2 separate regions of the Homo sapiens genome follow, and region 1 is linked to region 2. A link is a contact called in ENCODE Hi-C or POLR2A ChIA-PET data. All regions are on one chromosome and are shown on one strand. Each heading gives the region's core, a stretch centred on a gene start or an enhancer-like site at or near the end of the contact. The rest is flanking DNA. Distances are from core to core; before and after follow the strand shown.

Region 1 (6,108 bases), core at 542-3,041, 2.8 Mb before region 2:
AGAAGACCAGCCTGGGCAACCTGGTGAAACCCTGTCTCTACTAAAAATTCAAGTTAGCTAGCTGGGCATGGTGATGCACTTCTGTAGTCCCAGCTACTTGGAGAGGGGGTGATGCTGGGGCAGCAGGATCGCTTGAACCCAGGAGGTTGAGGTTGCAGTGAGCCAAGATGGTACCAGCCTAGGTGACAAAGTGACACCCTGTCTCAAAAAAGAAACCAAACAAACATAAAAAAAAAAACAAAAAAATCGGTAGAGAGTGATTTCTCTCCCAGGCCCACTTAATGTAGACTGGGCCTGGCTGACACCTCACCATTCGTGTGATGTGATTGCTGTTCTGATGCTTAGATACTCTTGGCGCAGTCTCACAATTGCCACCATGGTAGGAAGGTGTCCCAGGAGACGGTGCACCTTGAACCAGTCACCACTAAAGTGGCTGCCTTTCTGGGTCTCTCCACACATCCCCTCTCTCTAATTTCCCTACTTAATCGTGTGACTTCATGGTCTCAAAGGAGGAACAGAGGCTGATCTTGACTTAGATATACTGAACCATGAAATCACTGCATAGAATGTGGGGACTTGAATGTGTCTTTGGGCAAGTCATTTAACCTCTTAAGACCTCATCTGTAAAATGGATTAGATATGTTTAATTATAGCCTTAGCATTAAATATTCATTGCTGTTATTATTAAGTGTCTGATAAGTCTCTGTGTACATGGATGTAATCTTCCTAACTCCCATTACCTCCATTTATAGATGAGGGTTATATGGCCAATAAAGCCTGGGTTTGAATCTAGGTCTACTGCCTCCAAAGCCAGTCTTCTCTCCTGCAACATCATGCTCTGTCTAGCAGGAGATGAGAACAGGTCTCCATTTGGAGCCTGTCAGTGGGGTCAGAGACTAAGATTCAGGCTCAGGGTCTAAATTCCATATCCTTTCTTCCATACCCTGGTGTTTCCTATGAACAGATAGATACTTTAGGGCTGCAAGGTTTGGATTGCATGGCACTGCTCAGAAGATAAGTTACAGGTCTGGGCTAGGCTGTAGCTGCCCCTCCAGGTGGCTAGACCTTTCCTTTCTGTGTCACCAGTTAACACTGGCCAACAGTTCCTTCCATTAACTGTTCACTGCTTTCTCCTGTGTCTAACTGATGCAGTTTATGACCCATAACTAAGAGCAGTACCAGGTATGGCTCTGTTTCCTGTTCATGTCCCCTGTCCTCTGGGCTGCATGCATTCCGTTCTTACAGAAAGAATACCTTTAACCTAGTACATCCTGCCACACATCTGCTTCTACTGTGAAATTGATGAGGGGGTATTACCGATTCTTCCCTCACCCATCATTTACTGAGATGCTGGTGATTGCATTATAATCCTCTAAAGCTTACATTGTCTTTCTGATTCTTGGTCTTATCTGAGCAAGTGATCTATAAATAACTCAGTGGCTTTCTCATGACTGTTTTAATTATTAGATTTTAATCAAGTGTCTTATTAAATATATCTGCATGCTTCCACAGGCATCTGTCTCTTCACATGGCTGTTCAGTGTGCCTCTCACAAGTTAGCCCACGTTTTCTGTTCTCCTGCTTCAAACTCAGTTGAGCTGCCTTGCTTTGGCTTTGATCCCAGCTTTCCAGCGCTGCTCAATCTGTTGCCATGGCAGGCCATTGGAAAGGCTCAGTGCATCCCCGTGCCTGAAGCCAAGTGAGCGCTCACTCCATGCATGCATGGAGGCTGGGCAGGAGCCTGCCTAATCAACCAGCCATGTGAGGAGGGAGGGCCTGTTCCTTCCTGTAAGCTATGTCATGAGGCAGCGTGGTCAAGTCCTCTGCCAGGGAGTGGCCTGGGCCCAGCCTGGGCATGTTTTCATGCCAGGGTGCTAGAGCCTACTGCCAGATTGTCTCCCTCCACCCCCAATGAAAAAATCCTTCCAGAAGGGAAGAGCCAATTTCCCCTGTATTGGAGGGGAAGTGGCAGCACCTCCTGAAGCAGTTGGACTTTCATCACCCTACCTCTGCATCTGCCTGAAGGACAGATTTAGCCAATTAACCTAAGGTTACCTTCCTCTCTGATAAATTCCCCATTCTGTCTTCCCATGTGTTGTGTCTCGTTTTTTTCCTCCTCCTTCCCTCTTCCTTGCCCCCTCTTCCCCTAAACCTTACAGATAGCTCGTGAGGCTGAGGCAGCCATGTTCCACCGCAAGCTGTTTGAAGAACTTGTGCGAGCCTCAAGTCACTCCACAGACCTCATGGAAGCCATGGCCATGGGCAGCGTGGAGGCTTCTTATAAGTGTTTAGCAGCAGCTTTGATAGTTCTGACGGAGTCTGGCAGGTAGGGCCCTAAGGGCAGGTAACACTGTTAGGATAACCAGCCTCTTGCTCCACCTGCTCTAGGAGAAGACAGCCAGGCCCAACCTGGCATCTGGGCACAGAGCCTCTTCTCGTCTGTAGGAACACCGCCAGGGAGGTCATGGCAGGGCAGGACCAAAGGGTCCTGTGGCTCAGTAGGCACAGTAGATGTCACAGGCACTTGGTGAAGGACTGGTTTCTGTGGAGTCTTGATCTTGGCTCAGCTCAGAATCTCCAGTGATTGGGCTCCTCTTGGCCTTTGTTCCCAGGAACATGTTCCTCACCAGCTGTCCGGTGACTCTTCCCCTCCCTCTCCTTTTGTGACAAAGCTCTGACAAAGCTCTGTCCCCCTCTCGTCCCTCTGGACGGATGTTGCTCCCCTAGATTGCCCGTGAGGCAGAGGCTGCCATCTACCACTTGCAATTATTTGAGGAACTCCGCCGCCTGGCGCCCATTACCAGCGACCCCACAGAAGCCACCGCCGTGGGTGCCGTGGAGGCCTCCTTCAAGTGCTGCAGTGGGGCCATAATCGTCCTCACCAAGTCTGGCAGGTAGGAGGCGGCAGCGGCTCCCTGGAATGCCCTGCTCAGTGGTACCTCACCTTGGGGGTCCTGGGAGCAGTCCATTGAACAATGCTCAGGTGGCACTGAGCCAAGGTAAGACCCCTCTGCCTGCCACCTTGGGCCTGCAGGGAAGGATTGAGCAGAGCCCCTTCCCTGGGCCCAAAGGACTCTAGGTAGCACTCATAAGGAATGTCAGAACATTTGGATCAAAAGCAAATTTATGCTGGAGATTTATTACATAACAGTGCACAGGCTGACTACAAATGGTTATTTGATATTGAAAATTTAGTCCTCTAAAATTGTAAAAGATAACCACTTTTGCTTATTCCAGTTACTATGTGCTCTTTAAAAATTTCAGTTGGGAAATGAATTTATTTAAATGCTGTTTACTGTGCCTCCATTTGGCACACTAGTCCCTGCTGTTTTTGAGCCCTAAAGACAAATTGGGTTCCAGCTCAGGAGAGGTTGCTGTGCTATCTTGGCTGACATTCTGTGGGGCCTGGCAGCCAGGCTGAGGACTGTGTGGCCTATGCTGGGCCTCCAACTTGGGATCCCTTCCTTGGCCCAGGACATTGAGTTAATGTCCTTCACTCTCCTAGTTAGGGAGTATGCTCCTTGTCCCTGTCCACAGGGCAGCAAGGGTTTCCTGGAAGAGGGGAGCAAACAGGCAGTGCCCATGCACTGAGGAGCAGCAGATGGGCGTGGGCAGCCCAGAGAACCAGGACACAAGCTCTGTGCAGATGCCCTCAGCAGAGGGCTCCAGCCTCCCACTCTTGGCTGAACAGCTCCAACCCGTAGGGTTGACCTTTCTTAAAAGGTCCAGTTCTTGCTGTTTGGCTATTTTAAGCTCTAGTCTTCTGGGGTTTCACTCAGCTGGTCCTGGCTTCAGCAATTGCTTCCCTCTGAAGGCCTTGCATAGAGGCCAAGCGTGAAGTGCAGGGACTTCTCTGCTGTGATGTGGCTTAAGTTTCCCTGACACCTGTTGAGTGTCCTCATAACTTCCCTTCTGGTGCCCCTCCCCAGCTCCTGAGACACAGCTGCAGCTACAAGTGTGCAGTGTCAGTGTTCAAGAAAGTGCCTGGCAGAGGGGCTTTAGAAGGGTCCCCTGCCTTCCAAAGGAGCTTTGGCAGGCAGAGCTGCTCCTGCAGCAACACTCCCATTTCCTGTTCTTGCCTGCTGAGTAGCACCTAGATTTCTAAGCCTCATCTAGATACTCAGATTTGATTCTGGGCCTTTATAGCCCAGTTGCTGGGACTGTTTCAGGAGCTAGGGGCCATGTGGGGCAGGGAGAGGGCACAAAAGTAGAGAAGCCTGATGTTGATTCCCAGGGGGCTGGTCAGCTCTGCTACTGCTCCTTGCAGATGTCAAGAGTCAGGTGCTAGTCACGTGCTGCTTGGCTTGTCACTGTCATTGGCAGCGAGAGGAATGGGTGCTGGTGACATTGGGCCAGGGCTGCCTCTCTGTGTCAGAGTTCAGGGTGTAGGAGGGGTTCTGCCAACCATGGGCTGTGTGGGGTAAGTGGGTGAGGCTGATCTTGCTGGGTCAAGGTGATCCTGAGCCCTTGGCCTGTGGAATGGGGGTAGAGGGCAAATGGTAACCTAGCATGCTGTGGGGGATATAGGATGAGGGGCTGCCCGAGCCTCGGGAGGGGTCCTAGGGAGCAGATGTTGAAGAGGCCAGAGCCCTCAGTGAGCTGGATGAGAGGGTGAGCTGTTTGAACGCCCTGAGGGTACTTCCTGGGGCCTCGTGTAATGGTCTCTTCTGTATGTCCCCCATCCCATCTCAGGTCTGCTCACCAGGTGGCCAGATACCGCCCACGTGCCCCCATCATTGCTGTGACCCGGAATCCCCAGACAGCTCGTCAGGCCCACCTGTACCGTGGCATCTTCCCTGTGCTGTGCAAGGACCCAGTCCAGGAGGCCTGGGCTGAGGACGTGGACCTCCGGGTGAACTTTGCCATGAATGTTGGTACGTGGCTGGAGCAGGGGCTAGAGCCTAGAGGAGCTTGGGGATGCTTGAGCATTGGCTTCTGTGGGACCCCGAAAGTTTGGGGAATAGAAAGGGGAACACACAGACCTTAGTGGGGCAAAAGGCCCAGCGACTGTTCCTCTCCCTTATTGGGAATGTTCATTCTGAATCTCTCATTCTCCGAAGTCCTAAGCTGAGCCAGGAGGGAAAAGGGTCCTTTGAGTTGTAGGGCTGAGCAATTCAGTTCCTCTTCTCTTCTAGTCTGGGGCTCAAAGCAAAATTGTCCATTTTTTGGCATCTGCTCATTACTGAGAGTTTTTTTTGTTTTTTGTTTTTTTTTTAAATAAAATTGGCCACAGCTCCTGTGCTGTGGGGTGGCATACACAGATTACGTACTGATGTGGCCATTGTCCCTGTATAAGGTAGGGTATCATCAGATGACAGGAAGCAGCTAGCTCTGACCCTGGGCAAGGCTTTGCACCCTCTCCAGGATAGTGAATGATGTCCAAAGGTCCCTGCCAACCCTGCCATCTGAGTGATAAGGACATTTCAGGGCCTTCCTCCTGTTTGCCTGGGCTGTGAGTTTGGTGCCACCTTGTGGTGTGAGGAAGTAGTGGTCAGCCAGCCTAGTTCAGTACTCAGGCTATGGGGCAGCTGCCCAGGTGCAAACCTGCCTGGCTTGGCTTTTACTCACCAACCTCCCTTCTCTTCCTCCAGGCAAGGCCCGAGGCTTCTTCAAGAAGGGAGATGTGGTCATTGTGCTGACCGGATGGCGCCCTGGCTCCGGCTTCACCAACACCATGCGTGTTGTTCCTGTGCCGTGATGGACCCCAGAGCCCCTCCTCCAGCCCCTGTCCCACCCCCTTCCCCCAGCCCATCCATTAGGCCAGCAACGCTTGTAGAACTCACTCTGGGCTGTAACGTGGCACTGGTAGGTTGGGACACCAGGGAAGAAGATCAACGCCTCACTGAAACATGGCTGTGTTTGCAGCCTGCTCTAGTGGGACAGCCCAGAGCCTGGCTGCCCATCATGTGGCCCCACCCAATCAAGGGAAGAAGGAGGAATGCTGGACTGGAGGCCCCTGGAGCCAGATGGCAAGAGGGTGACAGCTTCCTTTCCTGTGTGTACTCTGTCCAGTTCCTTTAGAAAAAATGGATGCCCAGAGGACTCCCAACCCTGGCTTGGGGTCAAGAAACAGCCAGCAAGAGTTAGGGGCCTTAGGGCACTGGGCTGT
Region 2 (6,405 bases), core at 363-2,862:
ATCAGGTTGAAAGAGTAACTGAGAAACAAGCATAACCCAGAATTAATTTAAGGGTATTATTAGAAGTGCAGCAGGTTTGGCTACATTAGTTGATGACAGTATCATAGCAAACCTTTCCAAAGCTAAATATTTTATTCAAGTAATTTAAACATGATCTTTGCATTTAAACACAAAACCAACAAACATCTTTAACACCAACTTGTATGTTACACATTCTATCTGGGAGTTTCCCTTTCAATAAAGGATAAAAGAAAAAATTCTGGTAATGCTGCAAGTCTTTCCTGCTTGGGGGTGGTTCAGGACAAACAACTCATTTCATATTCTTGATCAAAAACCAATATTTATCCCTGCTATTGAGAGGTAATCTATTATGTCCACAACTCTGTTAAAATCTTCAATAAGATCAATGAAAGCCCTACACATTTTCTAGGCTTCTAAACAAAACAGAAAACAATCCTAAGAACATAGGTATAATAAGAACCATATGAATAAAATGATTAAAGAAATGTGAAATACTTCTGAGTGCTTTCAGTTAAGATTTTAAAATCTCATAATAGAACTTCATGAAAAGTTCAAATACAGTAATGGCTACAATATACCAACTAATTTTTCCCCCAAACATTTCATACAGGTTCCAAGAAACAAATAAATAATACAGTGTCAAATCAGTCTCTATCACACAATAAAAGACTAGTTGCTAGGCCAGGCATGGTGGTACATGCCTGTAATCAGCACTTTGGAAGGCCGAGGTGGAGGAATCACTTGAACTCAGAAGTTCAAGTTCAGCCTAGGCAACATGGTGAAACCCAGACTCAACAAAAACAAAACAAAACAAAACAAACAAAAATATATATATATATATTAGCTGGGCTTGGTGACACGTGCCTGTAGTCCCAGCTACTCAGGAGGTTGAGGTGGGAGGATTGCTTGAGCCCAGGAGGTGGAAATTGCAGTGAGCCAAGATCGCACCACTGCACTCCAGCCTGGGCAATAGAATGAGACCCTGCCTCAAAAACAAACAAGTTGCTTCCAGTCAAATGTCATGTAAACCTGGGAATGCTAAATTAAGCACATTCAGCCTAAGAAAATAATATGTCACATATATGCCATAGTTATAGTTTGAAGCAATGAATTATCTTTAGAATTTTATGAACATCTCCTGTTTGTAAAACTGAAAGCAGGGCTGGGTGCAGTGGCTCATACCTGTTATCCCAACATTTGTGAGGCTGAGGTGGGAGAAGGATCACCCGAGACCAGCTTAGGCAATGTAAGAAGACCCCATCTTTACAAAAAATTTAAAAATTAGCCAGGTGCGATAGCACATGCCTGTGGTCCCAGCTACTCAGGAGGCTGAGGTAGAACGATCACTTGAGCCTGGAAGGTCAAGGCTGCAGTGAGCCTAGATGACACCACTGCACTCCAGCCTGGGCAACAGATCAAGACCTCATCTCAAAAAAAAAAAAAAAAAAAAAAAAAAAAAACCCAAAAAACAAAACTGAAAGCAAATGGAAAAAGTCTATCACAGGCCAAATCTGTCAAAGCTAGTCAAGTATGAAGACCTCAATTTCAAAATGCACATCTGAGGAACTGAATCATTTTCGCTATATAGTTAACAAGAAACAAATGCAGCACTAGTGACAGCTCTAAGACATGGGCAATACAGTTTGCCACTAAAGATGCTGAGCCTCAAGACAAACAGGAACTTTCCATTCCTACAATGATTTATTTAATGTTGAACACGAAAGAAAGTCTGGTCCTTATCATCTACCATTTAGCAAAAACAAAGGTTTTCTTCAAACATTTAACAATAAGCATATGATGAAACACACTTCAGAAAGATGATAATCCATACAATCTACTAGCATTTATGAAACAAATATTTAAATTTTTTCCTCACTGAAGTATAAATTCAGTCCACCTGACATAATTTTTGACCAACAAACTTAGATGCACAGATACTAACCTTACAGTAACTTTTCTGCTGCACTTCTAAAGAGATTTTGATTTCACGTAAGAATCTCTAGTAAATTCCCTTAAATATCTCATAGCCAAATTAGATATCTCATTACGGTTTGCAAGGCATACGCAAGCCTTGAATAGTTTTCAGCCTATAAACTTTCATAAAATGACTGACTAGAGTTGGTCAGAATGACCATTTACCTAATTTGCTGTCTAAAAATGTTTAAGGAAAAATCTGCAAAGTAAAGAACTTAAGAGACTTTAGAATCATCTGTTTCCCTGGTAAATAACTTGGGATTCATCACCATCCCTTAATAATCAGGAATTCAGGCCACATAAATGAACATTCATCTATACCCTGACTTATATAAGAAAATCTAAAGTAAATGTTTACTGTAAGATTTAGAAGAAATATTCTAAGAGAGCTTTGTGAAGATTTTACTAAATATAAAATTCGCAAACATTAACTTGGTCCATTTATTCAGATTCAAAAGAAACTTTACCTTAATCTTTAAGAAGAAAAATATGAAAGTGAATTTATTTAAATACCCTTGAATGAGGCAAATGTAAATTGAGATAAATGCCTCAAGATTAAAAGCAATTTATTGGGCATGGAAATCAGTAATTTTAAAATAACTGGCCTAAACTCTTCAATGAAAATAGTCAATGTCATAAAAATAAAAAAAGTAGGGGGACAGGGTGAGACTATTTTATATTAAAAGAGATGAAAGACATAATCATGATATGCAATGCATACACTTTCATAGTATCATGGATTGAAAAAAAAGCTGGCTGGTGCAGTGGCTTGCCTGTAATCTCAGCACCTTTGGAGGCCAAGGCAGGAGGATTGCTGGAGTTCAAGAGTTCAATACCAGCCTGGGCAACATGGTGAGACCTTGTCTCTACTGAAAATAAAAAATTAGCATGGTGGCCTGCCCGTAATCTCAGCTACTTGGGAGGCTGAGGTGAGAGGATCACTTCAGCTCAGGAAGACTGAGGCTGCAGTGAGCCATAATCATGCCACTGCACTCCATCCTGGGTGACAGAGTGAGACTCTGTCTTTAAAAAAAAAAAAAGAAAAGCCAATCCAATTTTGGGACAACTGCACAATGTCTCAATAGAGGATAATTAATTAATGTTGATTTTCTTGGATGTGATAAAGATTGTGGCTAGGTAGTACAATGTCCTTATTCTTAGAGATTAAGTGTCTCTAAGTCTGTGATTTCCTTTCACAAGGCTTAGGGGAAAAAGGTTTACATATCTATATCAAGTAACAATTGGTAAACTTAGGCAAGGAGGGAAAGACATTACCATACTATTCTTTCTACTTTGCTTTGGGTCTGAAATTTTTCAAAATAAAAATTTGGGAAAACAATTTTTAAAACTAGGGCATGAAAGGAGGTATAAAAAATCTAATTTGGGGAAGGGGAACCAAAAGAAAAATATGGAAAGTATGCTTTAAGACACATTCACCAATTCTGTGCAAAGCTTATTAGCGTATGCAGCTGAAAAGCTCAGACTACTCTGGGATGCACCAAACTGACCTGTGTTCACTGAACACACTTCCGCTGCCAGATGTGTTTAGGCTTTTTCAGATGAGGAGCCAGGCCTCAATTTCCGTAAGTCAATCTTTCAAATTAACTGAGAAATTAGACCTTCTTTATACTATAGCCCAACCATTTTTCCAATGAACTTTCAGACACAAGTTACAAAAAACAAAGAAGATAAAATCTATTGCTACAATGCGTTAAAATAATACTGGCACTAACCCTGCCGCAATGATCCTCTTCTATTTCTATCTCATTTCTGAATGTAGGAACCACCTCCCTGCCTTCAGTCCAGTACATCCCTCGCCTTCTGTCTGACACGATACAAGTTTTGCTTTGTCCTGGCTCCTGCTGCCTACGCCTTGCAATAGATGTGACTTTGAGAGGTGTGTTGTACGTAGGAATTTTCTGCTCCCATTCCGAAATACAGGAAGCTACAGAAATGCTGCTGCAAGAGTTAGAGCGCCTATGTAGCTGTGGCTGGCTCATGAGTTGCTGGCCGTTGGAAATCTGAGCAATATAGTTACTAGAAAGCTAGAAAAATTGGAGAAAAATTAATGAGCAAGACTGAAAAACTGAGAGAAACAATTCATTACTTTTCTATAATGTTAGCACATGAAGACTTAACATTACAAATAATTATTTGTTCTATTTTTTTGTGCTAAATTTGTGTTTATTCTAAATTTTAAAATATTTTTAGAGAAATTTCAGAAATGTAAGTATTATAAAATGTAAAAATCCTCATAGAAATAGTCATCTAATCTGAACAAAATTTCTCTAGTACAAAGTTACTACACAATTACAAATAACTTACAGGCACAGGTGATGGAGAAACAGATCTTTGAGTAACTTTTTCTCGATCTCGCTCCCGAGAGGGTCTCTCTGGCTTCTCAGTTTTAGGTTCGGTAACAATAGCCTTCAGTTGTTTCAGCTTTTCATCTTTAACCCAGAGTTTATTCTGCATCTCCAGCTGTTTGGCTGCCACTCTACGCTCCTACAGATTATCAGTGGCAATGTATATTATCATTCCATCACAGCAAACGAGTACACCAGATTACCCAATCTCTTTATTTCCTAAAAATGACAGTTCTCCAATTCTTCCTGAGAGTTAACAACCACCACCAAAACCCTACCGCAAATACAATAATTCAAAATATCGAACCTAACTACAATGTAAAATAAATCATCCGACTCTGAGACAAGCACTACCCAAACGATACTCACACATTCTTTCTCCCACTTCATTGTCGTTTCTGTCACCATGCCTTGCAACCTGGCTTCTAATCTGCGTTTGTCAGAAAACTGTCGCTGAAGTTTCTGGTTCTGAGTTTCAAGTTCCTGTTGCAAATTGCGTTTATCTTCCTCATAGATAGTAGTTGTTTTCTCTAAAATCTCAATCTAGGAAGGTAGACCACTATGTTCAATATTTGGTATATAAACATTTCATGTCGCTATAAAATAGTCTTCCTTAATTTGCTTATGCAAGCATATTTGTGGAAAGAAACATCATGGAGAAAGCACTTTTTTCTCTAACATTTCATCTGAATTCCCACCCCCATTCTCAGAAATGAAAACATGTTAAACAAGCTCCTCACCCAAAGACATTTACAACTAACTTCATGTGAAAATTACTTTCTCCTAAAATTAAGGGCTAAAATTTAGTTTTTAGGCTATTTTCAGAATTTAAAAAAACTATATTGGTTGAGACTAACTTCTCTTATGAATGTGTACCCCCACCAAACCTCTAAATGACCCTCTGTAAATGAGAGAACAGACATACATTACACAGTGCTGCAATGCTTCCCAACAAAACGGTATTTCCTTCTACCCCATTGTAAGAGATTAATCCTGAGTTTATACTTTTACAATCGATTTGTAAACCAAATACAGATCCAATTAAGCTTTACTGAGTATCTGTTACGTCCAAGGCCCGATGCTGGCACTTTTATACCATTTCATTTAATCATTTATCTCATTAAAAAAAAAAAGCATACTAAGGAAATATTTCTAATAAATTCAAAAGCAAGCTACAACCAAAGCTAAGCTCTAGAAAGCTCCCTTGTTTGGGTCAGAGAACATCCTTTTCAACTGTTAAAACTCTCATAAAATTAAAGAACATATGATTCTTCATTTCACTCACATTTCCTCCTTAGCATGGGATGAGGATTAGTAAACAACCAATTGAGAACTTTTTTTTTTTTTTTGAGACAGGCTCTCGCTCTGTCACCTAGGCTGGAGTGCAGTCGTGCAATCCCAGCTCACTGCAGCCTCAACCTCCCAGGCTCAAGCTGTTCTCCCATCTCAGCCTTCCGAGTAGCTGGGACTACAGACATGTACCACCATGCCTGGCTAATTTTTTTTGTAGATATGGGGTTTCGCCACGTTGCCCGGTCTGGTCTGGAACTCCTGGGCTCAAGTGATCTCCCTGCCTTGGCCTCCCAATGTGCTGAGACTACAGGCATGAGCCCCCGCACTCAGCCTGAGAACTCTTTTTTTTTTTGAGACAGAGTCTTGCTCTTGTCGCCCAGGCTGGAGTGCAGTGGCTCAATCTCGGCTCACTGCAACCTCCACCTCCCCAGTTCAAGCGATTCTCCTGCCTCAGCCTCCTGAGTAGCTGGGATTACAGGCACTCGCCACCACGCCCAGCTAACTTTTGTACTTTTTTAGTAGAGATGGGCTTTTGCCATGTTGGCCAGGCTCGTTCTTGAACTCCTGACCTCAGATGATCTGGCCACCTCAGCCTCCCAAAGTGTTGGAATTACCTGCATGAGCCACCGCACTCAACCGAGAACTCTTAATAAGCAGCATTTACAGGCCGTTGGAGCACAATATCTCCCTCAGAGAACAGTGCTAAAACACCAGCACATACATCTATCATAATAATGTCAAAACAAACCTT

What was found. Hi-C counts contacts between places; a loop is a spot of excess contacts on that map. ChIA-PET counts read pairs that join two places held with the same protein, here RNA polymerase II (POLR2A).
Region 1: a loop to region 2 is called in a map of HAP-1, with 7 times the contacts of the local background. The contact joins two enhancer-like sites. A Hi-C loop is called at or near these places in 1 of 168 maps with a recorded cell type or tissue (HAP-1). POLR2A ChIA-PET finds 5 or more read pairs at or near these places in 1 of 52 experiments (WTC11).

The regions. Positions count from the first base shown.
Region 1 is chr15:72,199,239-72,205,346 of GRCh38, reverse strand. It overlaps PKM (pyruvate kinase M1/2), which reads left to right. Exons shown (of 11, transcript NM_002654.6): 9 at 2,727-2,893; 10 at 4,692-4,873; 11 at 5,591-6,108. The coding sequence ends at 5,697. Among named protein-coding and RNA genes, the nearest start is that of GRAMD2A, 4.5 kb to the right of the region's middle. Within about 2 kb of position 1,791, at least 11 of the 41 ENCODE cell types and tissues checked have a DNase peak (open chromatin) inside an H3K27ac peak, as active enhancers do.
Region 2 is chr15:69,438,403-69,444,807 of GRCh38, reverse strand. It overlaps KIF23 (kinesin family member 23), which reads right to left. Exons shown (of 24, transcript NM_001367805.3): 16 at 6,403-6,405; 17 at 4,731-4,904; 18 at 4,321-4,500; 19 at 3,729-4,040; 20 at 1-18. Among named protein-coding and RNA genes, the nearest start is that of RPLP1, 11 kb to the left of the region's middle. Within about 2 kb of position 1,612, at least 2 of the 41 ENCODE cell types and tissues checked have a DNase peak (open chromatin) inside an H3K27ac peak, as active enhancers do.